2 separate regions of the Homo sapiens genome follow, and region 2 is linked to region 1. Evidence: chromatin loops called from intact Hi-C (ENCODE). Cell type or tissue: thyroid gland. All regions are shown on one strand. Each heading gives the region's core, and the rest is flanking DNA. Links, peaks and the distances in the headings are about the cores only.

What was found. Peaks named below come from ENCODE experiments on the same cell type or tissue, not always from the same donor. Only the 100,000 strongest peaks of a DNase experiment are listed, where the experiment ranks them.
Region 2: a loop joins it to region 1, with 2.1 times the contacts of the local background. A loop is called at or near these places in 10 of 110 quality-filtered maps.

The regions. Positions count from the first base shown.
Region 1 is chr10:6,560,031-6,576,094 of GRCh38, reverse strand. All of the region lies in intron 1 of PRKCQ (protein kinase C theta), which reads left to right. Among named protein-coding and RNA genes, the nearest start is that of PRKCQ, 12 kb to the left of the region's middle. RefSeq lists an enhancer at 3,916-4,085. In thyroid gland, for the core only: no CTCF peak of the experiment used is centred there; a DNase peak (open chromatin) is centred at 7,964; H3K27ac peaks cover 8,000 bases.
Region 2 is chr10:6,508,727-6,524,790 of GRCh38, reverse strand. It overlaps PRKCQ (protein kinase C theta), which reads left to right. Exons shown (of 18, transcript NM_006257.5): 2 at 9,647-9,773; 3 at 13,597-13,796. The coding sequence starts at 9,656. Among named protein-coding and RNA genes, the nearest start is that of PRKCQ, 64 kb to the left of the region's middle. In thyroid gland, for the core only: a CTCF peak has its summit at 8,323; a DNase peak (open chromatin) is centred at 8,314.

The DNA.
Region 1 (16,064 bases), core at 4,506-12,505:
AAGGGTCCCAATTATTCCACATTCTCAGCAACGCTGTCTTTTGTTTTGTGTTTTTTGAGATGGAGTCTCGCTGTGTCGCCAGGCTGGAGTGCAGTGGCATGATCTCAGCTCACTGCAACCTCTACCTCCCAGGTTCAAGCAATTCTCCTGCCTCAGCCTCCTGAGTAGCTGGGACTATAGGCACGCGCTGCCACACCCAGCTAACTTTTGTATTTTTAGTAGAGATGGGGTTTCACCATGTTGGCCAAGATGGTCTCGATCTCTTGACCTCATGATCCACCCACCTTGGCCTCCCAAAGTGCTGAGATTACAGGCGTGAGCCACCGCACCTGGGCTTTTTTAAAAATCTTCTTTATAGTAGCCTTTCTAATTGGTGTAAGGTGCTGATAGTTAACTTTTTACCCAATCATTGAATGCCCAATGGCAGGGATCTCTGGGCTGATGCTACTCCTGAGTTCATTGTTTATTTCCTATCCCAGCTTGAGCATATACACCTTTTTCTAGTGTAGAATTAATGGAGGAAATACAACTCACACAGCACCTGAGGGACTAGGGAAGCCATGGAAAGGACAGTCCCTAAAACATAAACAGAATGTCCCGGTAGGTAGGGTTATCTCCACCTCCATGAGGAACCTTATGATTCAGAAATGAGTAGTTGTTGAGAATAAAGTGAACATGGCATCAGTGTTAATAACCCTGAATGTGTGGGACAGATGCTTTTTAGAAGATTAGTTACAGATATAATTATCTTTTGTATGTTATCAGAGCAGGACAAGTTCCCAGGACAATGGAGAGAATGGAAAGGGAAACTGCTATTGAATTCACCAGGCCTTTGTTGCAAGCCTCAGATCACACACCGTGCTGCAAAACCCACAGGGAGATGTGGTCAGGCAAATAGGAAATTATAATGAATTGTGATGAATTCATGAGATATTTGTACTATTTTGTATCAGTTTATAATGTCATGCAACTCTGTTTTATATTTGCTAGTTTCCTTTCTGTCTCTTTTTTCCTCTAGCATGAAACTCCATGAGGGCTGGCATTTTGTCCCTACATGTGTCCCCAGCCACTCTAACAGGGCCTGACACATACCAAGTTGTGAACAAATATGTGCAGAATGATTGTGTGTTTCAGTAGGGGACACACTTGGTATTATGTGCACAGCTAGATTTGGGGTGTCGCAGAGCTGTCAGTGACGGCTCAACTGAGACCTGAAGGGGAAGTGGCAGTGAGCCAGATGGGGGTTCTGGGAGGTAGGAACAGTGTTTGTAGAATGTCCCTGCAGCATGTGAGTCTGGAATCCCAGTGCAGTCCAGTCTAAGCCTTGCAGATGAGTGGAAATGAGCAGAGTAAGCATCACAGCTTCCATTTAAACCTCTGCTCCCCATCCTAATTTGCCATATGACCTTAACCAGTGAACTTCTTGGAGTGTCATTCTCTCCATTTGCAAAGTGAAGAAAATTGTGATCTCTGATAGCAGTGATGCTGCGAGAAAGGAGCATGTGCCAGTGTGTGGGCTATTGCTGGGTGGAGCTGGAGGAGTCAGCTGTGCCAGATCACATAGGACCTGTAAGCAGGTGAACCATATACGTTATCCTCCAGATGGGGACTGTTTATAGAGTGAAAGAGCACGTTATTAATCACTAAGCTTGGGTAACAGGTACAAACCCAGATTGTCCTGGGCAGACTGTCCCGTAGAGTTGTCCTGCGTTAAGTCATACGAAGGAGTTTGATCCTTTTCTAAGAACAGGAGGAACCCTTTAAATGCTTTATCTACCAATGTATACAAGTGCCATTCAGGTTCTCTCCAGCGTTTCAGAGAGTTTTACCTGCCCATGAACTCACAGCACTCGGCTTGCACTGCAAACTCACCTATACGTTGGCAGCTGTCTCCTCACTGGGCACTTAATTCATGAACAACTAGGAGGGAAAGACAACAAGACAGCCAGGGGTCTGCTCTTTGGCTCTTTGCATTTTTTTTTACGGGGTCTTGCTCTGTCGCCCAGGCTGGAGTGCAGTGGCACGATCTCAGCTCACAGCAGCCTCCGCCTCTGAGGCTCAAGGGATCCTCCGGCCTCAGCCTCCTGAGTAGCTGGGACTACAGTTGCATGCCACCATGGCCTGGCTAGTTTGTGCACTTTGTAGAGATGGTGTTTTGTCATGTTGCCCAGGCTAGTCTCTAACTCCTGGGCTCAAGTGATCTGCCCGCCTTGGCCTCCCAGAGTGCTGAGATTAAAGACATGAGCCACCACACCTGGCCTAGCTCTTTTCGCCTTTAACTGGAGTGTTAGCTGATATCAAGAACACATCTTTTGGGTTTTTCTTTTTTTAACCTTGTAACACCTAAAGGACTGCGGCTAAGTGTTAAAAGAAAAAAATTTCTATCTGGTGGTTTAAATATCTGCAGAAGCAGAATCCTTGTCATCCTGAAATTTTTTCCCTGTGGGCAAGAATTCCTAATAAGCGTACAATCTATTGGAAAAATCAAAAAGTAAACAAACTATGGCAATATATTCTAACATGTATTGACTTGTCACTATCGGCCGTTTGCTGTGCTAAGCACTATATGTAGATGATTGCTTGGGTGCTTTGAGAACATGTAGAAGGGAACCAAGTCCTGATTCGGAGGTTCAGGAAAGGCTTTCAGAGGACAAGGTATCGCGGGTGGGGATGGAAGATGTATGGGAATTAGCCAAAAGGACAGGGGTTCAGAGGTGAGCCAAGTCTGTCCTGAAAGTAAGCAGAAATGTTGTTGTTCTTGTCGTTTTGAGAGAAGTTCATCTCAGCTGTGTTCAGCATTTTTAGGGCATAAGCTTCAACATTTTCCGTTCTGTTTTCACTGATATGTTTTAGCTATACAAAAGCAGGCCTTCTACACAGTTTTTCAAACTCCAAGACACAGTCTACTAGTGGGCAATGACATTAATTTTGGGGGTGATAACAAGCATGAAATAGAATAAAACAGAAAATATTAAGATGCATTTCATGTAGGAAGGGTAATTATTTCATGAAACTGTATCATTTGGTTTGGGACACATTAAATCTGTTCGTACCTAAAAGAAGACATTCATGCAGCCAACAAACATGGAAAAAAAACCCTCAATATCACTGATCATTAGAGAAATGCAAATCAAAACCACAATCAGTTACCATCTCCTGCAAGTCAGAATGGTGATTATTAAAAAATCAAGAAACAACAGGTGCTGGCAAAGTTGCAGAGAAATAGGAACGCTTTTACACTCTTGGTGGTGGGAATGTAAATTAGTCCAACCATTGTGGAAGATGGTGTGGCAATTCCTCAAAGATCTAGAACCAGAAATACCGTTTGACTCAGCACTCCTGTTACTGGGCATATATCCAAAGGAATATAAACCATTCTGTTATAAAGATACATGCACACGTATGTTCATTACAGCACTATTCACAATAGCAAAGACATGGCATCAACCCAAATGCCCACCAATGGTAGTCTGGATTAAGAAAATGTACATACACACCATAGAATACTATGTAGCCATAAAAAGGAATGAGATCCCTGTCCTTTGCAGGGACATGGATAGAGCTGGAAGCCATCATCCTCAGCAAACTAACACAGGAGCAGAAAACTGGACACCTTATGTTCTCACTTATAAGTGGGAGCTGAATAATGAGAACATGTGGACACAGGGAGGGGAACAACACACACTGGGGCCTGTCGGGAGGTGGGATTGGAGGGAGGGAGAGCATTAGGAAAAGTAGCTAATGCATGTGGGGCTTAATACCTAGGTGATGGGATGATAGGTGCAGCAAACCACCATGGCACGTTTACCCATGTAACAAACCTGCACGTCCTGCACCTGTATCCCAGAACTTAAAATAAAAATAAAAATTAAAGAAAATTACATACCTATGGCATTTAGTTTTCTATACCATTCCTTTAAGTCATAGAATCAGATGAGCTCAGGGGCTAGAAGGAAGAGGGAGCGATGGGAAGGCAGTCGTTGGTCATGCCCTGGGCCTGGATCGCGGGAATCAGTCATTCAGAAAGCCCCATATGTTGGGTGGGTCTCACAGCTTACAGAGAAGCCAGCTGAGGTGTGCAGGTTAAGAAACTTGATCTAGGGTCACAGATTAAATTACTAGCGCTGACCCCTGATCTCTTGGCTTCTGATGTGGTGGTATTCTTTCCATACCTCCAGGGACTGTGTTCCCAAAGTTTGTTAGTTAGGTGGCTGTTTAGGGAAGGACCACACCTGGTTCCTGTTTGTTTGTTTCTTGGTTTGTTTGTTGGTTTGTTTGTTTGTTTGTTTTTGAGGCAGGGTCTTGTTCTGTTGCTCAGGTTGGAGTGCTGTGACTCAATCTCGGCTCACTGCAACATCTGCCTCCCAGGCTCAAGCAATTATTGTGTCAGCCTCGAGAGTAGCTAGGACTACAGGCATGCACCACCACACCTGGTTAATTTTTATGTTTTTAGTAGAGACAGGGTTTCACCATGTTGGCCAGGCTAGACTTGAAATCCTGGCCTCAAGTGATCCTCCTGCCTTGGCCTCCCAAAGTGCTGGGATTACAGGTGTGAGCCACCCCACCTATCAAGGGAAGATATTTTCTTAAGGGGAGTATGTAATAACAACCATGTCCCTGGTTTGTTAGGAAGGTTATAAACTTTGAAATATACCCATCAGTTTCATAAAGAGCAAGACAGGTTAGGAAGAAATAGTGTTCATTATACAGACTAGAGAGCTTTCAGCTTGACATTGACAAATATAAACTTGGCCACTGTCCCTCCACTAAAGCGTTTCCCTTGCTGCTGGGGAAGGACCGCCTGGTGATGTTGTGTGAGATGATGCACTTTCTTTGCCCCCTCTGTGGTCACTGGGATCACAGCTAAATCCAACTGTCTGCTTTTTCCAGTGTCTACACATAGGCTGATGAGTTCTCCCGGAAAACACGCCGCTCTGCAAATTCAGGATGCCGTAGCTCTGTGACTTCCCACTCCATCTAGGATCTCTGTCTTCCCCAGCTCCCAGACGTTTCCCTGGCCAATGATCTTCCTTCCCACGGCAGCTTCTCCACAGCTGCTCCTGCCTCCGCCGTCCCCTCGCACTCAGCAGCTGTCTTGCCTCCTGCTTCCCTGAGAAAGTACAAGTTTCCCGATTCAGAACTGCCCCCACCTGGGGATCACAGGGCTGCACGCCTCACTTTATCTGAATCCATCCTCTCATCCTTCTTTTCTTTCACAACGAAAGAAACCCCTCAGTTCCAGCCAGGCACAGTGGCTCACATCTGTAATCCAAGCACTTTGGGAGGCCAAGGTGGGTGAATCACTTGAGGCCAGGAGTTTTAGACCATCCTGGCCAACACGGTGAAACCCCGTCTCTACTAAAAATACAAAAATTAGCCAGGCGTGCTGGCGCATACCTGTAATCCCAGCTACTCGGGAGGCTGAGGCAGGAGAATCGCTTGAACCCAGGAGACAGAGGTTGCAGTGAGCCGAGATTGCCCCATTGCACTCCAGCCTGGGTGACAGAGCAAGAGTCTGTCTTAGAAAAAAAAAAAAAAAAAGAAGCCCCTTAGTTCCTGTCTGAGGCTCACCTCCCCTGGGGCCCTGGAATCCATTTCTTTCTTGTTCTTGGGAATCTCAATCTCTTATCTTCCCTGTCACCTGCATTTTCCTTCTCTCCCTCATTTCTGGCCCCATTCTCTCTGTATTAAGTGCGCTTAAATCCCTTCCTTCTGTGAAAAAAAGAATATATATCCTTTTATACCTTCCTCCAGCTACTTCCTTGTCTTGCTTCTCTTCACAATCAAACTCCTCAAATTGTTGTCTACACTTGCTGCCTTTGCTTCCTCACCCCACATGTCTTGAACGACAGATGCCTGGCCTTGCCTCTTGCACCCCTCAGAAATGATCACCCGCACTCTCCTCATGGCCGATTCCCGTGGAGTTCTACCCGCCTCTTACCTGACTTCCTGCAACCAGATGTGCCGTGAGCACACATGCATCCTGGGACATTGTCCCTCTGTGTCTCCCATGACCCCCCTGCCCATGTTTCCTTCCTTCCTTCCTCTCTTCTCCTTTGCAAGCTCCTCTTCTTTTATCAACCTGGATGACTGATGTTCCTCAATTTTCCCGCCCTGTGAGCATCCTCTTCCCTCATCAGCCTCCATACCTATCTCCTCGCTGACTGTGACCCAGTCATGACTGCCCCAGATCCTTGCCATTCTTCCCCAGAAAGTTCCTGGGCACGTCTAATGCCTCATGCCCCAAACTGGATGCACCACCTTCCCCTTTCTCTTTCAACACGTTTTCTCCTCCTGCTCTTTTCTGCAACTGGCATAGACATCACCTGCTGCACGACCTGAAATCTGTGTGTCTTTCCTTGATTCTGTCTCCCCTATCTCCATAGCTTGCCCCAAACCAATTTTATTCACTCACCCCAATTCCTCTGTGTTCCCTCCAGCCTGTCACACTCCCACCACCTCTGCTCTAATTACAGGCAGCACCGTTTCTCTTCTGGGTTGGTGTGGAACCTCCTCCCTAGCCGTGGTTACCATGGGCTGCCTTCTGGAACCCAGTGTGCCACTCCCTGCTCTTAAGTTCTCCAAAGGCTACCCAGTGCCCCCGGGATAAAGCCCAGCCTCCCTGATGTGGATTCGAAGGTTCTACTCCTTTCCTCTCCAGCCCTCACATCGGGTTCCTCCAAGTCTGAGCCTCTTTAAGCTCCTAGGAGGTCCCAGCATCCCCTCATCTCGTGGACGTCTGCTCAATCTCTGAGCTACTTCCTGTACATCTTCAGCTCCCAAGATGTCTCTTGTCCTCTGGAAAGCTCTTCCTGATCCTCCACATCAGGACTTGGCTTTCTTCCACATTGTACACTCCCTGAGGACTGGATCCACACTCTCTCTTACTCTTTTTGTTGCACTTCTAGCAGTCAGCATTGTGTCTGACACGTAGTAGGTGCTCAGTAAATATTAGTGGGATAAATAAATGAGTCATATATTTTAGAATCTGTAATGCCCAAGGTACTGTGTGCTAAGTGTTAGAGGAAAAGAATCCCAATCTAGTGACTTAAATGTCTGCACAACAGAATTACTATTGTCTTGGAAGATTTTGCCTGTGGACCTCTGGAGTTATCTAGATAAATTCTACCAGAAATCAGAGCTGAAGGGGGTGGGAAATGTTTAGAATTCCGGGAGGTGACTTGCTGCAAAGACTCCATCTCCCCTTGTCTATGGTGTGATTTTTCCCCTTATCATCCCCTTGGCATCCTGCTTTGTGGACCACTGTAATGTCAATAATTAAAAAAAAGATTAAACTGGCCGGGCGCGGTGGCTCACGCCTGTTATCTCAGCACTTTGGGAGGCCGAGGTGGGCGGATCACGAGGTCAGGAGATTGAGACCATCCTGGCTAATGCAGTGAAACCCCGTCTCTACTAAAAATACAAAAAAATTAGCCAGGAATGGTGGTGTGTGCCTGTAGTCCCAACTACTCGGGAGGCTGAGGCAGGAGAACTGCGTGAACCTGGGAGGTGGAGCTTGCAGTGAACCAAGATCACGCCACTGCAGTCCAGCCTGGGAGACAGAGCAAGGCTCCATCTCAAAAAAAAAAAAAAAGGTTAAGCTAAGAGTGATCAGGAAATAAAAGATAATATTAAAATATTCAAAAATATTCTATAAGCAAAAGAATGAGGCAACAGGTAAACATAAAATGTAGACATAGCAAAAATTCATAAGTGATTTTAATAAAGAAAAAATAGTAAAGGATAAAAGATAAAATTTTGTTTAAATTAAATGAAAAGATATTTTAAGTCTTCTTCAAAACAAAATCATAATTTTTTTTGTTAGTTTTGGGGGGATTTTTGTTTTTGTTTTTGTTTTGTTTTGTTTTTTTCTTTTTTGGAGACAAGAGTCTCGCTCTGTCACCCAGGCTGGAATGCAGTGGCGTGGTCACAGCTCACTGCAACCTCCGCCCTTCGCCTCACCTGAGTAGCTGAGACTACAGGCTCACAGCACCATGCCTGGATAACTTTTGTATTTTTAGCAGAGACATGTTTTCATCATGTTGGCCAGGCTGGTCTCCAACTCCTGACCTCAAATGATCTCCCAACCCCCTGCGCCACCACCAAAGTGCTGGGATTACAGGCGAGAGCCACCACGCCCAGCCTATAATCACTTTTAAATGTACTAAAATAGATACGAGTAAGAAAGGTAAAAGACTAAATTCAAGAATTAGGATGATAGAGGTATGCCCAAAACAAAATAAATGAAAGCATTCACAAAAAAAAGAATGTTTATCTTAAAAGGAAAGAGTAGTAAACTATTTAAGGGACTCACTTAAAAGTAGAATAAACCAACATTATGAAACCAAAGAAAAACATAATCTTTCAAAGAAGATTAGAAATAAATCCCAGCAGCAATAAAATAAAATGGGCACTCACATGTATGGGTTTCTAACAACAGCTAAACCCCAGCTAAAACAATGTTAAAGCCAGTGCTGAGGTTTCCAGCTTGTACCCCAGAAGGCCTTGGTGACCTCAGGGATGTCATAGAGGGAAAACACTGGGACATTTCCCTCCTGAGGAATGTAAGCACAGGGTCAGATAAGGGTAGAGAAGAGAGCTACACTCATCTTTGTCTGCAGAATTCGGGTGACGCGTCTTACTGTGCAAGACTTGGCACCTTGTGCATTCTGGCCCCAAATTGCATCTCCATCCGTGTGTTCTGCTATCCTTTCAGAAATGGGAAGATATGGTGGGCCCTTTAGGGCCAAGCATATCCCTGTCTTTGTTCATGGAGGCCTCTTCTCAAACAGAATCCCTATGTCCTGTTCATGAAACACTATTTGCCCCTACTATATAATTGGCATTTTTTTAAGTGTCCTATTGTGTTAGAGCTTTTCCAAGTCGCCTCTGATGTGTGGACTGACTTTCTGCTTCCTGTGTCTCTGGGAGCTTGAGGCTTCTATCCTTCTCATTAGTGGAGCTCCCTAATGACATTTTAATGCAATTATTGTCTCTTGAGTAAGCCTGAGAGCATGTACCGAGTCTTCTCTTTCTCTTTCTCTCTTTAACTCTCAGCACAGAGCTCAGACGGAACCTTGGATTGAGGAGGTTCATGAGGCCTCCTGTAGCCAGGGAATATATTTTATTTCCCTCCAGTTACCAATATGAAGGTTTCCAAACGTTCATATCATATTTTAGGCCCTAATCATTAATATTGAGAGCCCTAAGCACTCCGATTTGGGTCCATATCTAAAGGTGAGTTTTAGGGGATCTGACTGAGAAGTGTTCCGGGCCAGCTCCCTAGAAACCCTTGGGTGCACTGACTTCTTCCTGGCCAGTGTCGTCTGCTTGGTCATCAGTGTGTTCCTCCCCTCCTGAGTTCTCTCCATCTTTCTGTTCTTCTGTTTTCTTGCAGTAATCGAGGACAGGTGGTCGCTGGCACACAAGGATATTAGGAACCCATGAGGTTGTCCCTTGTAGGAGAAAAGACTGGAGAGAGGCCACTGAATCTCGTTGTGTCATTCACCCTACCTAGTCCTGCTCTGCCAGGGTCATGCTCACCTTCCAGACCCACCCAACAGTGAAGTCGGACTGAAAAATCCCAGAAGTGGGAATTGGGAGACAAGGTTGAGTGCATTAGGGGGATGTCTAGGATTCCCCCTGATTCGAATATTTTGTAGCTGTTTTGAGGGGTCCTTTTCGCATCCAGACCAGGATTTCACCTGGACAGCTGGAGTGGGAAAGAAGTGGATACATTTCAAGCTCCTAGGGCTGTAGTTAATGTGTCCTGTCATAACCACTGCAGAACAGCCAGTGTAGGTCAGAGAATGCAACCACTGGTGGCATGTATAACCCTTCACCAATAAACCGAAGTGCAGTCCCACAAACATGGGAGTCATTCAGCTACAATTAGCTTTGCTATGGACAGGAGGAATTAAAATTTAATACCGTAGCAACAGCAAAACATGATTCGTTCTACAGTGTTAGTGGGGATGGTAACACAAGGAAGGTTATGATAACCAAGTTTCTCTGAAAAGGTCAAGTGGATTTCCTCAGTGGGCTATGTTTCTGGAATATAAGGTAATGGTGAATAATAGAGGAAATCTCCCTCTAAGAATGGGAACTCTTTAATTCATCTGCATTAGTCATTCAATAAAAATAAATTAGCATACATTTTACTGGGGACCTATTTAGAGGGGTACTATGAACAGTAGCCATAAATAACTCTTGCATAGGAAGAACGTGAATTACTCTACTTTGTAAATATTAGTTTGCAAAAGTAATTGTGGTTTTGCAATTACTTTTGAGGAACGTAATTCAGTGGGAAGTAACTTGCATAATTCCAAGTTCTGAAGCAGAGGCAGCTGAAATATTTGCCATTGCAATGAAAAGGACTTTCCTCCCGGGATTCTTCCCTAGTTCCTGGACAAGGAGATTTGTTAATATTTGTAGTACACTTGAGATCTGCGACTAAAAGTGCTTTAGGAGAGAAAAGCATCACAAGAAGAAAGGGCTTTTTGTTTCTTTTTAAAATAAAATAAATGCAATTTCTTTCACCAAAAAAAAGGCGAACATTGCTAAGCATAAATGAGCACTTCCTTTTAGAAATGAATAAAGTAAAACTCAACCATTAGCAACTTCCCATAGCTAGAGCTCGCAGAGGAAAATGTTAACACATAGCATCATGTTTGAATTTTATTATTTTCATAGAGAAGAAAACCAGCAAGCAAACCCCTTCTCTTGAGAGAACAGCCTTGAAGTACTCAGAACAGAGAGCATATGTATCTATTGAAATAAAATAAAGTCACTTTTCTCCAGGAAAATACTATAGATATTTTCTCATGGAAAAAATAGACTAGACCTATGGGTCTAAATATGTAAACATAAAGAGAGATCACACTATTTATTCAAGTACTGTGCTATCTCAAGACACCCAGCCATGCTGCTAAGAAGGCGCATTATAAAGAAGCATCAAACATTCTGCAGTTTCAAAAAGTGAAACGTATATTTGCTTGAATGTTCATCTAAACACTACCCATAGGAAAATTCAAACGAAACTCCAGGGAATTTTAATCCACATGCCACATTTTCTTAGTCTTTTGCAAGATAGAGTCAGAGGATTACATTTTCTGAAAACCGCTTTTTAAAAAGCTTAAGCCCTAATCAGTTAAGTGTGACAAAGGCTTGAAATGGGATTTGGTAGCAAGTAATTAAGGATGAAGTACAAGTGGGTATATATTGACAGTGGACCCATGCTATTGTCCTGAAATTGTCAGCGGGGAGTTTATTCTTTATTTGACATTGTTTATTTGACCCAGAGCATTGCTTTGAAGATATCAATTGCTATGGAACAAACTGCTCCCAAACTTAGTGGCTTAAAAAAACAGCACCATTGTATTTGTTCTTGATTCTGTGGGCTAGGGATTTGGGTCAGCCTTGGCTTGGCGGTTTTGGTCTTCAGAGCATCCCTAGGGCCCTCTCATAAGGTTGCAGTCAGACCTGAGATGAGGTCACTCCCTTATATGGCCCCTGGGTGGATGCAGCTAGGAGGTTGAGATTCCCCCACCCCGTCTTCCTCCATATGTGGCCCCAAAGTAGGAAGTTCCTGCTGCTTTGGTCTTTGGGTGAAAAACAGGTCACGGGCCAGGCAAGATCAAGGAGGGGCAGCAGAGGGCACTTCTGGGCGAGCAGTACAGTGGCATCGCAGAAGGACAGGTGGGAGGGAAAGGGATAGGCTGCAGCAGCTGCCTTTGAAAACGCCATCGAGCAATAGTATTGCAGCCATTTATACCATAATATTTCCTACAGAGGACCTCGTTTAGTTTCCGAGATTGAGCCTCTAGTCTCGCTCTTCACACCGCTGAAGATGTGCGGTAGAGGATCTTGCTGAAACGAAAATGATTGCTGCACTCCCCTGCAAAGCTCTTTGGTTACTCCATATCACCTGCAAAATAGAATCCCGAATCTTTGCGGGGCCCGTGAGTTCTTCCCAGCCTGTGCCCTGCCTGCCAGACTCAGGTTTCCCTTGGGTCCTTGAGCACCTCGTAGCTCCCCAGAAGCCTCTTGCATTTTACAGCTCTGCACCTGATCCCAGGCCTGAGTGCACTTCCTCACGCTCACATCGTTACTTTGCTAACCCCTGAGACCTCACCTCCTCTGCAAAGGCCCCCACGGGCTGTGTCAAGGTGTCCCTCCTCTGCGTGCCCTGGCATGCTGTGCACATGGACAGCTCAGCAGCACTAACACACCCTTCCTCCCTCCCCAACTGCACTGTGAGCTCCCAAGGGCAGGCTCTGCATCTCTTTGTCTGTCTAGCCCCTAGCCCTCGGCTTGAGCAGAGAGTCCCACACATAGCAAGTGCTCAGTAAATTTTGGTGGAATGTCAGCTCAGTATAGGTAAATGACAGAGTGGAGGAGTGTCGGAGGGAAAAGACCAGAAAACCCTGTACAGGAAGAAGGCGGTGTGATCCCATGGAGAGTTGGAGCCTGGGGAGGCAGGAAGAGGAGGAACAAAGCGGTGGGCTTAGACTGCAATTGGAGGCTGAGAGCACTCTAGGTAGTCAAGAGACGCGAACAAGCATAGAAAGTAAAGCAGAAAATCTGATTCGATGTAAGAGAAATCGAGGCATGTGTCATGGTGAGGGGCTTATAGGGAAGAGGCAGTGACAAGGTAGGAGAGATGGCCCAACATCAGGACGGGCCATGGAGACCTGTCCCCATGGGGAGAGCCCTGACCTGGACTCAGAAGGCAGGGCACCCAGAATCCCACCCACGCACCTCCAGACATGCAGTAGAGCTCAGTCATAGTAGGCATGCAGTAGACCTCCCTGTCACCGAGAAGAGGAGGAGAGGCACTGGGCAAAGTGAGGTTGCTGCTTCCGGGACTCTTGGAACTGTGAGACTTACGCTCTGAAATCCTAGCTGTCACTTACTTCACTTTCGACTGAATATCTTCACTCTTGAGCCAAAGTGATTGCATGCCTTTAAAGTGAAACTGTGCGCTGGGATCTAGTTGACAAGGGACAGGGGCTATTGTTTTGTTGGGGGAGGGGAGGTGGCAGCTGAGAGCCAACCAAGGAAGCCCACCTTGAAAGAATCCATAGCCTTTTTTCAACAAAAAAACTAAAAAGTAATCACTACAGAAAATATTTTAGTGCTAAATCTTGGAAGAAAACATGATGAGTGTTCTTTTGACTCTGAGTATATAATAATTATAGCTAACATAGACTGAGCTTTTTCTGTCTACTAGTAACTGTTCTAATCACTTTGCATCCATTAACCCATTTAATCCTATTATGATCCTCATTTTTCAGATAAGAAAAGTGAGGTTAAATAGCTTGTTTAAAGCCACAGAGCTACCATACAGCAGAACTGGAATTTGAACTCAAGCAGTTTGATGCCATGATCTGTGTTCTTAATACTCCATGTAGCAAAGCCTGATTTTGGGACTATACCTTATCTACTGACTTATGTTTAAAAATACTACCTGACATTGGAGTTAATTCTGAGAAGTGGGTTTTGAGACTTCCTTCTCCCTTTATATCTCAATTACTGTTTGGGGCTATTTCCTTGTTTTGCTGTCCAATGTATTACTTATGTTAGTAATGGAGAGAACACTCACTCTGGTTGAGCATAATCATCAAGCCGGGAGCTCTGCTAAGATCCAGTCGGCTTGGCTGGGTTCTTCTCCAGGCATTCTCTGCTGGGCCCTGAAGCGTGCGTCTCTCTGCTGAAGCATGTGAACATTCCTCCTGGTGTTTAGAGAGATTTGGAAAAGGCTGAAAAACCGCATGGAACTCCGGAAGTTGTTGTCTTTTCAGGGAAAACTTGTGAGGGAGACAGGAGATGGCCACAGTGGTTTTCTTTGGGGTCCAGCACTGACCGGGGCATTTATGAGGCTGCCCTGCAGGAGAACCACACAGATGAGTTCATAGACAAGCCTGAGTGGGCTTCTCCTTCGTTCTTCCTTACCCACGAGCGTCCACCTCAATCCCTCTCTCTTTCCTTTCCGGTATCTCCAGATGCCAGGTCCGTGGCTCAATGTATTTCCTTCCTACCAGCATTATTTTGAACTGACAATGTTGTAAATTTTAAACTATATTTTAAGTAAACCTTAAAAGCTTATTTTAGAATCCTAATCTGCTTTTTCAGACTTTTATTCACCTCAGATCTCCAACTCCCTTTACTTTTTGCTTGAACTCTCCTCCCTTCTTCCTGCTTTCCTCAACTCTTTCATGCTGTGTTTAATAACATGCTAAACACATTAAAAACAGCAAGTTCTATCATATCAACATACATGCCCACACCCACACACATACGTACTGACGACTGTCACTTGCAAAGAGCTGTTAAGAAGAAAGTTTGTTTAATTAAAAACCAGCGAGAATGGTGGCCAGATTAACATTCTTGAGTCATAACTTGGAGGTTTGAACTTCAACTTTATGGAGCCGTTCTGAGAATTTAAAAAAGTAATCTATTCTGTCATACTGTGAGATCTACATAAATTATTTTTTGGCATAGGCCTTTGTAACTTTTTAATTGACTTTTGAGTCAGTGTGTTTCTGTGTATGTAAATCAATTGTAGGTTCACGTCAAATTTCTGATTGTCTCAGATATGTATTGTTTAGTAATATTTGACAGGGTCCTGAAGCACAAGATTCCAAAAAGTTCAAAAAGATACCCTTATTCAAGGAAACATTTCTTTTTTTCTTGTTTCTTTTTTTTTTTTTTTTTTTTTTTTTTTGAGACAGGGTCTCACTCTGGTGGTCCAGGCTGGAGTACAGCACAATCTCAGCTCAATGTAGGCTGCACCTCCCAGGCTCAGGTGATCCTCCCACCTCAGCCTCCTGAGTAGCTAGGATTACAGGTGCACACCACCACACCCAGCTAACTTTTTGTATTTTTAGTAGAGACACAGTTTCGCTGTGTTGCCCAGGCTAGCCTCAAACCCTTGGACTCAAGCAATCTGCCTGTCTTGGCCTCCCAGAGTGCTGGGATTACAGGTATGAGCACCCAGCCTCAAGGAAGAATTTTTTAGTCAGCAATTTGAAAAGAATAAATTTTTTTTTTTTTTTGAAATGGAGTCTCCCTCTGTCGCCCAGGCTGGAGTGCAGTGGTGCAATCTCGGCTCACTGCAAACTCCACCTCCCAGGCTTATGCCGTTCTCCTGCCTCAGCCTCCTGAGTAGCTGGGTCTACAGGTGCCCACCACCACGCCTGGCTAATTTTTTGTATTTTTAGTGAAGATGGGGTTTCACTGTGTTAGCCAGGATGGTCTTGATGTCCTGACCTCGTGATCCACCCGCCTCGGCCTCCCAAAGCGCTGGGATTACAGACATGAGACACCGCGCCTGGCCTCAAAAGAATAATTTTTAAAATTTCAAGAAACCTATACTTTGTTTTGGCTTGGTTTCTAAAATAGAAAATAAAATGGATTATTTATATTTGACCAAATAGACACATTTTCAGAGGCTGAACAATTCACTGAGTATGTAAGCATTAGGCCTGAAAATGAATACGGAGAAAAATTAGAATAGCCACGAAGTGCAGCATATCCGTGAAACACTATCTCAGGGGCGGAGACAAAGTCGCCACACTTTCTACGGGTTCATTTTGTCCTGATGGTTCCATGATGCGCTGCCTCCCAGCCAGTGTTTGCAGAAGGTTTTTAGATTCAGTCATGGAGGGGAAGAAGAAGCTGTGAAAACCAAAAACAGCACAGAGGGGTTTCTTTCTCCTTCCAGTAGGCTTCCCAGCAAATCAAGGATGACTGCCTGTAGCACGCCGCTCCTCACCTAGTCTCAAAATACTCCAGAAAGTTCTCCCTACACCTTATTCTATCCAGCACCTGAAATGCTGTCAGCTAGGATCTTAGGGGACACAGATCCTCTTAAAAATGCAAGCACTGCTGAGATTCCCTTCACCCATTAGGGTGGCTTAGGCAGTAACAAAGAGAAAATGGATATTTTCAAGGAGAAGGGGAAAGCTGGGTTTTATTCAGTCACTAAATGTTGACTGATCAAACACCTAACATGTCAGGGCTTTTTCTGGGCGTTTAAAATACAGGGGAGAAGAGAAGGAGAA
Region 2 (16,064 bases), core at 4,853-12,852, 52 kb after region 1:
ACAGACCTTGGCCCACTACCCTCCTCCCTCCTCCCTCCTCACCCACTTTTCTCCCTTCTTCACATCAGTACTGGTGGCAGCACCCTGAGCTGAAGGAGAAAAGTTCATATTCAACATCAGAAGTTATTTTATTTGTATGTCGCTTTGGTGAGAGCTCTGTCCTGTAAGAGGGGACCTTTCTCATCTAGGAGAAAGTCTACCCGTACCTGTCCCCATCTGAGCTATTAATTCTATAGATTCTGGAAGGAGAAAAATGAAAGTGAAAAGTAGGTAAGAAGAAAGCATGGCAGACATGCGCTTGGAATACGGCTGAAGACGGTAGATGTGGCAGGTGGTAGGATGCTGTGGAAAGGGACTGAAATCTGAGGCCTGAGTTTGAATTCAGGCCCTCCAAGCACTTTGTAACCATAGGCAAGTCACCTAAACTTGCTGAGCCCCAGCCATAAAATCTATAAATTAATAAGATGGAGATAACTACCATAGTTGTCCTGTCCACCTGACAGCTACTGGAAGGGTTTATGGAGATAACATAAGTCAAAGTGTCTATGAGAGTTCATTACAATAATTAATGTGATGACTATTTTTAATATTATTAGGTGAGTAACTAGTAACACCCACTCTTTCTCATAGGATTTTTTAAGGACCTCATGAAGCATGAGAAAGATTTTGAAAGATGGTAATTGTGCTTGGGTGGAGATGGCAGAGCTCAGAAACAGAAGGAATGGCGTGAACAGAGCCATAGAGACAGATATTCAGGGAACCTTCAGCAAATCGAGAGAAGTCCAGGCAGGCTGGGACTCCGCTGAGAGTCGTGCTGTGTGAAGGAGGCAACTTGAACCCAATAAACGGAGGCTTTTTAATAACAGGTTAAGAAGCTGGGACTCCACTGAGAGTCGTGCTGTGTGAAGGGGGCAACTTGAACTCAATACACGGAGGCTTTTAAATAACAGGTTAAGAATTAGGCTTTAACTCAACAAACACTGGGACAGCTTTCTTAAGTAACAGTGTAACTTGACCAGGGCTATGCCTTAGTGGGACTATCTATTCATGTAACCTATTAAAATTTGTGTCAGAAGATTAATAATGTCATCCCAGGTGTTTTATTTTCTATATTTCAAGGTTTAACTTCAACACTATTGTTGGTTTTTTGGGGGAAAGTGCAGAGTGTTGTTAATGTTGGCAGGCAGGAGGGCAACACTTGGTCTGTCCACGAAGCCTCCTTCATCTCTAGTTCTGACTGAGGGTTGACTGTTAGCCTTCGGTTTCCTTTGTCACTGTATTGTAGGGGTTATTTTAAAATATTATCTTCAATTTATACTTTATTATTATTATCATTATTTTGAAAAGGGTCTTGCTTTGTCGCCCAGGCTGGAGTACAGTGGTGCAATCACAGCTCACTGCAGCCTCGACATCCTGGGCTCAAGTGATCCTTCCACTTTGGCCTCCCGAGTAGCCGGAACTATAGGTGTGTGCCACCATGCCCAGCTAATTAAAAAAAGAAAAAATAGAGACAGGGTCTTGCATTGTTCCTGAGGCTGGTCTCAAACTCCTAGGCTCAAGTGATCCTCCCACCTCAACCTCCCAAAGTGCTGGGATTACAGGCATAAGCTACTGCACCTGGCCCATACTTACTATTTTAATTCACTTTTGAGATCATTTTTGTTGGTGAAAGCTAATATTTAATCTCTTTATTATACTACTTAGTAGAAGTCTTAGCAACAAAGCAAAACGCTACCCAACTATGTGATTTTTTTTTTACTAGTTATCATCTTTCTTCTGTGCACATTGTGAAAAAGTTTTTTTTTATGTTTCTTTTAACAGCAGTCACTTTTACCTAAGAAATCTTTCTATCTCATAAAGAAATGCAAAAGCTATTGGTGTAGCTTAATTTGCCAAAATTTTTCTGAATTGATGTTTACCAAATTTGGCTGAGCAGATGTAATTGGAAACCATTGAATGCTTTGTTTCTCATTCCCAGATTTACTATTGATTAATCTGTGTTCTTTCTTCCACATGTGAGAGGTTTTGATACAAGTGATGACTATTGTTATTTTAATTCTGTGAGACTCTCCCCCAACACTGAGCCATCTCCCACTAAATTATAGTAATACAAATGCTGTCCAAACATTTTATTAAATGAAGAAGTTTGCTATTTCTTATTTCATTTGCTACTGAGGAAGAGAATGCTTGATATTTTTTTCAATTGATGAGAGTATATTATACTTCTATTGCTTTCTATTTATATGGAATTTGTCCCCATCAGGTTCAGTTATGTGGACATCCTCAGCATCTCTATAAACGCATTCTGGGAGTTTGAATTGTGGAGGGTGAATCAGCCTAGCTAAATAGGTGAGTCAGTGTCCAGAGAATCAAAAGACCAGAATTCTCAGTTCAGTACATAATAGCGTGTGACCTAAAGCACTGAGCAATTATACTTGATCATGTACCTGCATCGAAGCTACACACAAAAGACAAATGAGATCACACTTAAAGCTGAAAATAGTGAGCCTCTAAGAGTAAAGATCCTTTGTAATTTTAAAGTACATAGGGGCCGGGCGCGATGGCTCACTCTTGTAATCCCGGCACTTTGGGAGGCCAAGGCGGATGGATCACCTGAGGTCAGGAGTTCAAGACCAGCCTAGCCAGCATGGTGAAACCCAGTCTCTACTAAAAATACAAAACTTAGCCGGGCGTGGTGGCACGCACCTGTAATCCCGCTACTCGGGAGGTTGAGGCAGAAGAATCGCTTGAACCCAGGAGGCAAAGGTTGCAGTGAGCCAAGATCGTGCCATTGCACTCCAGCCTGGGCAACAGGGCGAGACTCCGTCTCAAAAAAATAAATAAATAAATAAATAAATAAATAAATAACATAACATAACATAACATCACATAACATAACATAGTACATATCATGATGGTGTTTTGCAGCTGGGGTAGCAAAAGCTTGGAAGATTGGATGGACATACCTGATATCCATCATGATAATGACTGCATCCAGATGAGGACATCAGAGGGTAGTAAGTGCTCTGCAAGAGATAGATGGAGGGTTTTGTGGGAGCTCCGTAGCAGAGTGCAGAGGAAGGTCACATAATTTAACCCAGATATGCTCCTGAAAGACTATTTCTACTTTCCTCCTGCTCTTTTTGGTACACACCAATGAAGTTGAGAAGGCCCATTAGAAAATATATCAGAGTTGTAATAATAATAACTAACATTTATTGAGCATTTACTTTGAGCCAGCCCCATTCTAAGCACCTTGTGTGTATTTGCCCATTTAATCCTCATGGCTCTTTGGGATGAGTAATAGTATTATCAGTGATTTCCAAATGAGAAAGCAGGCTTAGAGAGTTTAAATAACTCCAGCAGTTCAGTGTATGAGGGCATCGATCTTTTGTTTACAACAAGTGCTGGGCTGAATCCTTTGCTCTTGACTCCCTCTGTAATTGTCTGTCACTTAATTTGACCATTGTATTCTCTTGCAAGTAAAACAAATGCATGAGATGAAGAGATTTGGTAAAATGTTGCTTTTGAAAATGAACTCCCTAAGCAAAAATGCAGAGTCTCTAGCATATATCAGACAGGGGGATCAGCTCTGGAGGCACATAGATGATGAAGTCATGGCCCCTTCTCTCGGAATTGTTGAGGAAGACAGACGTGAACCCATAAATCCAACTGCACATTGTAGGGAAATACAGCAGCATGGGCGCTGGCACTCTGTCTCTTCCCCTATCCCACAAGCTGACCACATCTCCAAAGGAATGTGATCACAAAGGGAAATTGTTTATCTTCACTGGGGATGAGGGAAGTAAGGCACCCAAATGCACTCGTTCTGAGGAGTTTTTGCTGAATGTATTGCAGATGAGACCAGAGAGAATTGTGTAGTTGGAGTCAAACCCCTCTTCTGAGTGTATGTAGCATCTCAAGAATCAAGTAGGCGACATCCTGGTGGGGCTCTATAAGTCCCCACATTAGAGGGCTGAGAGCTGGGAGCCACAGGATCAACCCCACTCGGACTGTAGAAATGGCAGGTGTGACGCAAATCAATATGACAGGTGCTGTCTAGCAGTGCACTCAGAGAACTGCAGGAGCCAGGGCTGAGAACTTCCCATGGAGATGTGTTGATGGGAGGGCTCTAGAGGAGGGGAAGGAAGGCTTCCAAGAGGAGCTAGAGACTGAACAGGAACTTGAAAGATGAGGAAGGGGGCAGGGAGGATGGAGTGAAACAGGGAGGCGTTCCAGGGAGAGGTTGCAGCTTTCCTAGAAGGCTGAAGCTGTGAAACACATGGCACATTGGAGAAACAGCAGCAGTTTTGCAAGATCCTAAGATCATTCAGGCTGGAGCATGGAGATTGGATGGAGACTGAGAGGTGACCAAGGCTGGACAGAGGAGGCAGGGTAAGAAGCTGCTGTGAGTCACAAGAGAGGTGGTGCAGAATCGGTGGAGCAGGAGATGAAGCAAGTGGGTCGTGAGGCACAAGGGGAAGGGTAAAGTTGAAGCAGCGGGTGAGGGCCGGGCGTCGCGGCACCCAGCACCGAGCTGGCAAAATGAAGGAAAAGGCAAGTTTGAAAGGGAAGGCAGGGAGTTCTGTATGGGACCTGGTGAGTTTGGGGTCCCCTTGGAGATTTCCAGGAGAGAGTCGAATGCGTGACTTTATTGCTCAGACAAGGGGTCTATGGGGGGACCTAGCCCCTGCCTTGTTCGGAACAGCCTGGCCAGTCAGTCTTCTTGTGCATAGATTGTTGTCATAAAGTATGAGACTACCATGTGTTACACAATAGACCACCAGGATGGCTGAACAGTAGAAAAGAACTTTATTGGCAATATCAGTTTGCACACCGGGAAGAGACAGTCTTTGGCGTGTATGGAAGGTGCTCTCTCTTCAAAGAGGGAAAGTGCAGGCTGGTTTTATGCCTCCCAGGTTCCATATTACACAATAGAGTCAGATATATTCAGAAAGCTTTGGGGAAAAATCTATACATATTTATGAGGGGAGTTAAGTGCAGGTGCCAGGGGTAAACATATGTCCAACATACATCCCATGTTCACTTTGGGGCACAGTTGTAGCATTAAAATTAGATCCTAAATTTGGCTCTTTACATCAAAAGGCAAATGATAGGACACAATGACATTTAGTGTGCAGCACCTGTAAGCTGCTGAAACTGGCTTGGGGTCTGCATTTGCTTATCGGGAAAGAATGCCTGGAAGCCTGGTTCCCTGTCCAATCAGAGTTGCAGGGGTCTGGGTTGTAAATCAGAGTTAGGAAGAGTCTCAAACTTCGCCTGATTATTCTTGTTATTAGGGAGACTAACAAGGGTGTGGCTTTTCCTGTAGCTGTAGGAATTTAGGAGGTTGTGATGCCAGCCAAGCCCTGAATCCTCGACCCCTGGGTAACTTTTGTTTCTTTAACCTTAGAATCCATCTTAGCTGATGAAGGGGCAACTGTCTTGGTCTCTCAGATCACACGTGAATGGAGAGTGAAGATGAGACCGACTGAAATTTAGAGTGCACAGAGGACAGATCACACAGCTTAGTCCTGAGGCAGGCTATTCCAGCACATATTTTTGTCTACAGAAACTCTCATTTCTGGTTAAACACCCAGGGAAATCCCCTTCCCCCTACTATCTGCTCCGAACACCAAAAGGCAACCCATGAAAATCTTTTATGTTAATTTCTTTCTTGTGTATTCATTACACATCTTCTTGGCTCTTAATATAGATGGATAGATACGCATATTTTTACATCCACACATATACATACATAAACACACACATATATACTTACATATACACAGGTGTGTATATCTGTTAAATGTGGTAATTTACATACCCAGCAGCATTGTATGAAAGTGTATGATTCATTTTGTCCTTACCAACATTAAGTAATAGCATTTCAAAAATATTTGATAATTGCATGGGCAAAAACATATTATTGTTTTTATTATATATTTTTCTTTTCTTTTCTTTTCTTTTTTTAAGACAGAGTCTTGCTCTGTTGCCTAGGCTGGAGTGCAATGACATGATCTTGGCTCTCTGCAACCTCTGCAGGGAGCAAAGCGATTCCCCTGCCTCAGCCTCCAGAGTCGCTGGGATTACAGGTGCCCCCCACCATGCCTGGCTAATTGCTGTATTTTTGTAGAGAGGGGGTTTCACCATGTTGGCCAGGATGGTCTGGAACTCCTGACCTCAAGTGATCTCCTCGCCTTGGCTTCCCAAAGTGCTGGGATTACAGGCGTGAGCCACCATGCCCAGACTATTTTATTATATATTTTAAATATTATAATTCTTTTTACAGCTTAAATTAGGACTTAAAATGTTAATTTTTCCTCAAATAAAATGCATTATTAATTTCTAATGTTATTTTATTCTCAGCTGTGTTTGCCTAACTGCAAATGTTCAAAAGAGCTTAAATACCACAGAACCAAAGCTATTTTAATTTTTTAAAAGATCTGATCATTTCCCTTTAGTAATTTGATTACTTTAAGATTTTAATTTAATATGCAGCTTTTTCATATATATTCTTTTTACTTTACCTCTATAATCTCTGTATTTATAACACATGCCTTAAAATACCAATTGCATATATTTCTTTTCTTTTGGTTTTTGAATTATCATACAGTAAAATTGACTTTTGGCTTGGTGTAGTTCTGTGAATTTAAGTCTAGACTTCTGTGACCACTAGAACAATCAAGCCGGAGAACAGTTCTGTCTTTCCCCAAAATTTGCTCATGCTGCTCCTCCCTGCTGCAACTCCTGGCAACCACTGATGTTTTTCTTCATATAGTTTTGTCTTTTCAGGAATGGTACATGCAATTACATAGTATCTTATTCTGCATGTCTTAAATTGCTCACCTGGCTAAACATTTTTCCACAATTAGTTGGAACTATGATTTTTGTATCCTGTATAGCTTGTGCCTTTGCAATTTATTTTCTTGGGTCATAAACAGTGCCTTTCTTACAAATTTGTATACCCATATTATGTAAGAATGGCGTTTACTTACTTCTGTTACACTAACCATAGCTATTTCCCTGGGTAGGTCTTTACTGTTAAGTTTGGTTATTTTCTTTAAATGTATAAGACCTTACCAATAGGAATAACACTTGATAAATAATATTGTAATACTCTGGTGATCCAGTCTGATGCAGTATCCCTAAATCTGGGAAAGGTTGTAAAAAAAAAAAAAAAAAAAAAAAAAAAAAAAAAAGATGCTATCTTAAAGATGCATTTTTTTCTGGCATGTAGAAGTTGGAAACAGACTAAATATGTAGCTACAGACTTTAGTAACGCAGATCGTAGAGCTACTGTCAATAGGATGTCATGCAAGAATGACAAGGAAGCCTGAGAAAATGTCAGAGAAACTTGAAAAAAATTTTATAGTAAAATGTTAACTTAAAAAGCCAAATATAATTCCATACCCACAGGATGATCATAGCATGTAAGAAAAAAAAAAACACAAAACTTGCTAATTTAAAAAGACTAGGGAAAATAGATCAGAATAGTAACTGATTTCTTTTATTGGTGGAAATCTGGAGAGACTTTTTACTAACTTTGTGTGTCTTCTTTATTTTTCATCATGATCACCTAAAAAGTGCTCTGAACTACACAGAGAAAAGCACTCTGTGTAGTTCGGGTGTAAAACGCTGCCATCTGCCTGAAAAACTCACACCTGAGCTTGCGGTTCTATTGAATGATGTGTGAAGATTACCACACAAATACCTATTCTGTCTTCTAGATGTCAGGTGTATGTCAGGTCATGTCTGACATACATTTCTAAAGGTCTGTGAGCAGACCTTTACAGAATAGTGCAAGTGAATCTGGTGAAACGGCCGTTTAATCTGCATTGCTTATTAAGTAAGAAATCATTGTCTAGGAAGACCTTCAGGGGGACAGAGGGTTTTGCCCCAACTCTCTTCCTTGCTGTAATGGAAGCCCTGGTCACCCTGGAGGTTTCCATCTTCTCTTCCTGGGGCAGCATTTCCCAGACGCCTGCTGGGCTACTGTTGCCTGATTAGAAACCCACCCTGGGAATAGCAGGGTGACACCAGAAAAGGTCAGGGTGCTTTAACTCTGGCTTTGTGAGTTAGTGATCCCTCTAGACTCAAACAGAATTAAGGAAATCTTCAGAAAGTCCCAACAGGGCAAAAACTCCCGTAACTGAAGATGATTCTTAGTGATTTTTCCTGATTTGTGGAGAAATGAAGTTTTGTCTAAAAGACCCAATTGGCCCAGGAAAGAAGGGATTCTCAAAGAAACTCTCTCCAGAGAACTCACAGCTGTTAGCCCCGCTCCTGCCTGGGAATTCTAAACTCACAGGGCAAAGGGCGCCTCCTAAAGACAAATTTGTAAGTCATCTACCTGCTAATTCAGCAACGTGACAGATACGGAACCCAGCAAATCATGATGTTTACCCAACCATCTCCTTTAGATAAAACTTCCAAACTCTGCAGGAAATTAGGACTTCATTAATATCTGTGAAATTAATGCCCGTCAAAAGCTCCTAATTTGTCTCTCTTGTGGAGTCAAAGAACACTGGTATTTAGCATACTGGAGATCCCTTTTGTCTTAGCTAGATGAGGTATTACAGGCCCAAGATCTCCAGGTATGTTACTGATTCTCCTTCCAGGTCTTTATTATTTCAAATAGTTTTCTTTCTTTATACAAAGGCAGAAAAGACAATCAATGCTTTGTTTCTTATCTTTGGCTTACTTATGAAAGCTTAGAAAAAATTATAAGTATAAATCATCAAAAAGAGAGACGGAGCAAGGAAGTAACTTTTTTGCTGAATATCAGATGATAGTTTCAGATTAATGGGACCTCGGAAAAGTAGGTAAAAAAGAAGAGGTATCTAGTTCACATAAGTGGCCAGAACACTCAATAATGGAACAATAGATGAAGAATTAGACTAGATTCCTGGATTTGTAGCTAACACTTTGATAACTATCATCTAAACCTCTTGGAAAGCATAATTACTGATTTTTGGGCTTTTATGAAGTATTTTGTTCATCCTTATATGAGAAAGCCCTATTTTATAGTAGTCAATTAGTTTGGAGTTTTCTACGTGGTTTGTGATGTTCAAAGGCTTAGAGTGTGTGTGTGTGTAACTGTGAAGAAAGCAGACCTTTTTGAAAATGTCCAGAGTAAATAAGGATCAGCTGCCGAATGCCTTGGGCCAATCCCATTACACACATAAATAGACCATGTAAGAATTTTGCGGTGTCATATTTAACTAGTGTGACTAAAATAGACTCGCTCTATATAAACTCATTTTCTGATTACTGTGTGCTGTTTCCTGGGCACCTACTTGAATAACAGAAGACATAAAATATTGGAAAACTTTTGCCTCACTCTCCAACCATTGGGCCTAACTCCATTAGGTTGAATGGAACTAACTCTTGAGTTACTTCTCAAAAGCAAGGTTGAGTGCAGACTTCCAGAAAGCCTCTCCCCTCAGCAAGTCAGTGTGTGGTTTTGGGTGAGTCCAGCAGTGTCCTCTGCAGAAGGGGAAGTGAAAACATTTGTTCACATGGATAGTGGACCTATGTGAGGTTCTGGCTGTCCATGATAAAGCACTGGTTAAGTAGACATGGGGCACCAAAAATAATATCTTTTATAGCCCCCAAACAGCGTTTGTCTTTTGTCTTTTTCCAGGGCGCAACCATGTCGCCATTTCTTCGGATTGGCTTGTCCAACTTTGACTGCGGGTCCTGCCAGTCTTGTCAGGGCGAGGCTGTTAACCCTTACTGTGCTGTGCTCGTCAAAGAGTATGTCGAATCAGGTAAGCTTGAGGGGATTTTCAAAGCGGGGGAGGAGGAGGAGAATCCTGCTATGAACTGTGTATGAAGCAAGGTCTTCCAGGACATTTGACATCATCTGGTGGAACCAAATCCTGCCATTTAGGACGCTGATGCCCAGCAAAGCCAAGGACTTCCTCATGGACACACATTTCGTGATGGACTCTAAACCAGGACCCGATGGCCCACCGGTGCTCTATTGCACTGTATCATTTTTCCCACATATACAAAGGGAAAGAGAAAGCTGGGTTGAGGAAATTACATAAGGAGTTAATGGGAAGGAACTCTAATGAGCTGAAGTAGAACATAGCCCTATGTGGTTAAGCCTGGTTACTTTAAATAAGTCTAGGTAGATTAAGACTGCATAATCTTCCAACCAACTCTAAAGACTGCTTACTGCTGCTTTGGCGAATCTTCAGTGGATATTACAAAGCATCTATAATTAGCCATTAGAATCCAAATTTCAGAAAACGTACTTTTGCACTCACTAAGGTCTTGGCTGAATGAAAGAATAGTGATGTTTCATCAAGTTCAAATACAGGCAGCTCAAGGTGAGGGGGAAAGTGGGACAGCCACCCAACGTCCTGTTTGTGGGTTCAGAATGTTCCATTCCAACAGTCTTATGTGTAGGGAATGTCTCTGTGGTCACGTCGGCCGGCTTCCACTCTCCAAGATCTTCACCTCTGCATTGGAAGTTTGCCACGGATTTCCAAAGGAAAAGTAGGAGGGAGTTTAGATCCCACAACTCTCCTGACTGCACACCTTTTCTTGTTTCCCTACGTGCATTTTGATTTTAGCAGACACTTTGTAGGGAATGATAATGATGATGGATGCAGGCTTGCAGTAACTATGGAAGCCATCACAGTTCACTTACACAAAAGTGTTTACGGAGAGACCACTGCAAGAGTGCTGGGACCAGAGCATAGAGGGAAAAAAAGTCAAACAAGTAAGCTGAAGGAACTCAGGAAGACTGCCTTCCCTTTAGAGCATCTATTCTTGCAGAAGAAAGTGGCAATAAACAAAAATACAAACAGCAGGTAATGAAGGAACAAAAAGCAGTGTAAAGAAGAGAGGGACTGGGGGCAGGGATGTGTGTTATTTTATATAGGGTTGTCCTGCAAAGGCCTGTGAGCGAGGGACATTTGCAGATACAAGAAGAAACTGACTCAGACTTTGAGAACCTCCTGCCAGATGCTCAGAGTTCAGATTCTGGGGTTCCCAAACCTACTATTTTGCATCCCCCACCAAAAGCCTTTTTGCTTCACAGCTGACTTTGTCCTTCCAGCCACTCTGAACACATCAAAGCCAGAGAGACTGTCTGAATCATCTTGATTTCCTTTCTGCCCAGAGTTCTCTCCTGTTTAGTTAAAAGTGTGAATGCCACTTGCTCCCAACCTAAAACCTTTCAGATGTCACAGACATCTTTGAAGTGTAAAACGTCTGAGTTTTTCAAAGCCGCCTTTGACTTAATGGGTCTCCTGGATCCAGTTCTCTTTACCATCTCAGGTCTCCCTGACATTTGCTTCCTGAGGGCTTTTTTTTTTTTTTTTTTTTGCATTTGGCCTTGCCTTTGAACTTGGTCTAATGAGCCATGTGGATCGAGAGTCCTTGTCAGAAAAGAAGGAAACTGGTTTTCCTAAATATTAGCCTGTGGAGTTGGAGGGAGTTTAGAGATTTTTGCTTTTGATTTTATTTTGGGCTTGTTCTGAAAAGAAATCACTCTGAATATTATCATTCAATATTTACTTCTACAGGATTTAAACACATTTCAGTTCTTGGGGTGTAAGGCTGCATTTTCCACAATGAGCCAACAGAACAAGGACAAACAGGCTACGGGGCTGCGGGGTTGTGAGTCGTTAAAACGGTAACACTCTACATAGATAGGGCCCTCTGTTTAGGTGATTACAAACGTGGCGAATGAAAATGTAAAAAGTGCCTTGCTTTGGGGACTTTTGCCCCTTCTCAGGGTATTTTTGGCCCTTTTCTCCAGGCACAGAGAATGGTTACCATCAAAAGGAAGTATCGGAAAGGGAAGCTTCAGGTCTGTGGAAGTAAAATGTTACCGTGATCATTAATATTGCCGTTGGTTTCTAAAAAGCCCAATCTCCAGTCCAATTTTTTTTTTACCAACCCACAAAAAATGTCCCCTTTCTATTCCACGTTTAGTAGTCTCATGGTTTATGTCTTTCCTAGCCAAGTTTATCTAACATTTGAGTTTCAAGCTTATTCAACTCCTTGTATACCCCCGAAATAAATATTAATTTAACAAATGCTAAATGTCTGCTCTGTTTAGCTTTGTGTGTTGGACAGAAGGGGCCCTCGAAAGTTAGAAGGGCTTTATTTCCTGGCTTTAAGCAGATTTTTCCCCTTTTGCTTAATCGACATCTCTGAATTGCTAAATCTGCCACTTAATGTGCTTATGTCACAAGAAACAAACACTCAAATGCAGGTTTCTGCTTCTGAAATGATTAAAGAATAAATACCAGAGAAAATCCAATGTGCGTGAAAGACAAGAAAAAACTTCTTAATTAGTAAACTCTTTGCCAATCACAGAGCGGCTTTAGGGAGGTTTCCCCTAGACTGACCTTCCTGTCTACAGATTTGTTACTATTTCCAGGGCTCCTGCCTACCTGCCTTTACTCACTTGCAGGCTGGCAGTCGGCTTCAGCCTTGCTGGCTCCATGGGTAAAGATCAGCACCACCTCTCTGACTTGCTCATCAGCTTTTGCTGAGGGTGCATGGTACATGTAAAATGTATCTTCACCCAAGAATTAGAGAAGGAAATAATGGCTCATTATGTTTTAAAGATCATTGTCTCTTACTGTATTTATGTCAAATGGAAAAAAATGTAAATATTTCTTAAAGGAGCATTCATTATGCGCTGAAATTACGCCACTATGTCTTTCAGATGAACACACAGTAGTTTTGTATTGACTATGTTTAAGCTGGGGCCAGTGAGGTTAATCAGTCATAGGATCAACACTACAGATTAATAAAGGAGAATCTCAAAGGCATAAAAGATTTTTTAAAAAGTTTGTTGCTCAGGTGTTTAAACCCAGAGTGAAGCAACTAACTGTTGAATAGGAAAATAACATTTTGAAACCAACCCAATAGTCCCATAGACAGTTGTTTTTGGCTGATTATAGAAATGGACCCTTCTGATCTTAAAGCTTGGAATTTACATTTGTTTTATCTGAGTTTCTTCCTCAAGAAAGGATCCCCACACCTCTCAAAAAAAATATTAAAGAACTGAAACTCACCAGATCATGGCATCCAGAGACTGAAGCGCCAGGCCCCTGGTTCATCATGATTGCTTACTTACCCCTCCCAAGTTCCTGTTTTCTCATACAAAGTTACATTTCTTCCCTGCTATATAAATCCCTAGTTTTAGTTGGTCATGGAGATGGACTTCAGACTGAGCTCTCATCTCCTCGGCTGCAGCACCCAACTAAAGCCTTCTTCCTTGGCAATTCTCGTCATCTCAGTCATTGGCTTTCTGTGCGGTGAGCAGCAGAACTTAGAATGCCTGGTGTTTTGGTAACAATTTCCAGTCCAAGGCATTAGCAGATTGTTGTCTGAATTATCAACGCTGGACTTATAAGGTTCAATGCATCACCTTGCATCTGGACCCGGGGACTGTCTCATTCTGTCCCATATTGTCTCTGATTGTTTATGTGCTACTTTTGTCTTCCCAACAGAATTCTATATCCCAGAGAACAGAGGGAGCAGGTGCTACTGTTGAGTTGAACTGAATTATTTTCCAGGCCTGGCTGAAGGAATAATGAGACCTTACGTTTCTGTTCCTAGAGAACGGGCAGATGTATATCCAGAAAAAGCCTACCATGTACCCACCCTGGGACAGCACTTTTGATGCCCATATCAACAAGGGAAGAGTCATGCAGATCATTGTGAAAGGCAAAAACGTGGACCTCATCTCTGAAACCACCGTGGAGCTCTACTCGCTGGCTGAGAGGTGCAGGAAGAACAACGGGAAGACAGAAATATGGGTAACGTTGCATAAAGTGTATGCACATAAGGGATAAGCATGATGGTAGCCGATGACTGGCTCAGAACTCCCATGTCAATCTGAGGGTGTGATTACACTGGCCTCGGGTCACCAGGCTCCCTACCACTTCCTACTGGTGATTTGATAATGGCGATGGTTATTCTTTATGGGCTGTAGAACACATTGACATCTTCAGATCTCTTTGATGCCTACATCAAAGAGATGTAGAAAGTCTCTTAGACTATGATAAATTATTTAAAACTGTTAAAGCAGGCTTGGAATATCTCAAATTCCCCTTAAGTGGGGGATGAGTTTTTGTCTATCAATCCAGTTGTCAGTTTCATTCACTTTTTCAGTTTTGGGAAGAATATTTGTATATAAAACTTAATCAAGATTTATGAAACAACAACTCTAATGCTTTTTAACTTAGAAATTACTTGTTTAACCCAGTAGACTCAGAACACGTTAAGATATCAAAATCTTAATTTTATTAAACTTCATCAATACACTTTTAAAGTAAGTAAAAAGCTATCAGAATGCGAGAGGATAGAACAAAGATCCATTTAATGTTTGGTCTTCTCTCTCTATACTTTGACAATTCCTACAATTTTTTTCAGCTGTAATGAACTTAGCTTACTTTGACTAAGAAGTGCATCATACACAATTCATCTTAGCACACCAAGTTGTCAAAAACCTGGATTATGGTAGTAAATATTTAGAAATGTTAAAAGGAGGAGTAAAATAATCAAAGCGTTAAAAAAATTCCAATGAAAATTTCTGGGGCACAAAATAAAAGAAAATATATCAGTAAGAAACTGCTTTTACATGATCTGAAATCCAGAAAATGTTTTCAAATGTTTATATCATCTGTGCCAAAGGAGAGAATCCTGACTTTCTGCTTCTTACTTTCTATAACTCAGATTTTTAAACATCCACCCAAAAGATTTTAAACTCAGATTTTAAGAAATCCACCCAAAAGATTTTCAAGAACTCAGATTTTAAGAAATCCTCCCAGAAGATTTTCAAGTCACAGGTTTCAAATGGGAATGATACAAGCCTAAAAACTAGGTTTTTGTGTCAGTTTTGTATTTTTGACCTAAAAAAATGGATGCTTTTTAAGAAAGTATAAAAATCTTTGCTCGTATCACTAAAGTAATCTTTAGAGACAAATATATGCCAAGATTTTTTTTAAAAGGTGCTCAGGCCCATGCTTAGATATGTCCAGGTAATTTAGTTGGGCAGTATCTACTCAGCACTTGTGTGTTGGCTTGGGAAAAGGGTTCCTGGGGCCGGGTGTGGTGGCTCATGCCTGTAATCCCAGCACTTTGGGAGGCCAAGGTGAGCAGTTCACCTGAGGTCAGGAGTTCAAGACCAGCCTGGCCAACATGGCGATACCCTGTCTCTACTAAAAATACAAAAATTAGCCAGGCGTGGTGGCAGGTGCCTGTAATCCCAGCTACTTGGGAGGCTGAGGCAGGAGAATCACTTGAACCTGGGAAGCGGAGGTTGCAGTGAGCCTAATTATTTTATTAGGTAGAAGCAGGAATGGGAGAAACTGAGGAAGACCAGTTTATTTGGTCTACCTAATTTTTTTTTTAAAGAGTCGTCAATTCCCCAATTTTAAAAATACGATTCTATTCATGTTTCCTTCTCAATTAATGAAAGGATAAGTCGGAGGGTGAGTATCTTTTTGTTAAGTAGTCTTCACTGATAGGCAGGTTGCTGTTCTATTTGTATCTCTTCAAGTTGCATATGATTTCTTGCCTAGGATTTTGCTGATTTCATCCTTAACAGACTTTTCTTTGCATTCTAGGATTATTTAGACATAAGCACATGGTGGCATTCAGATGCTCATTTAACCAACTAGCACATTTTTTGCACTTTTAAGCTTTGGTGGGTTTTTTTGTTTTCTTTTTTATTTTTTTGCCAAGGTTATTTCTTAATTTACTTTTATTTTAAGAGCCAACAGGTTGTTGGGACTTATATTTTCCCTTGCTTCTATTGGAATCTGCTTTTCCAACACTAATTTCTCTAAAGAAAATGATTCTCTCAAATTTGCCTTTCATGTTTCTCAACGCCGTATTGAGAGACACCTTTTGTTTTCCCAAGGTTGTGACTGTTTTCATGGTTGTCTCCCATTCACTCCCCAAAATGTGCTGGAATGTGGCTTTCTATGGGTGCTGTTTTTCCAGTAGCTAATTGGTTTAATTTCTTCCATCACTACTAAGTACTGAATACTGCCAACCTTGTGGTCACCTGGTGCCAATTT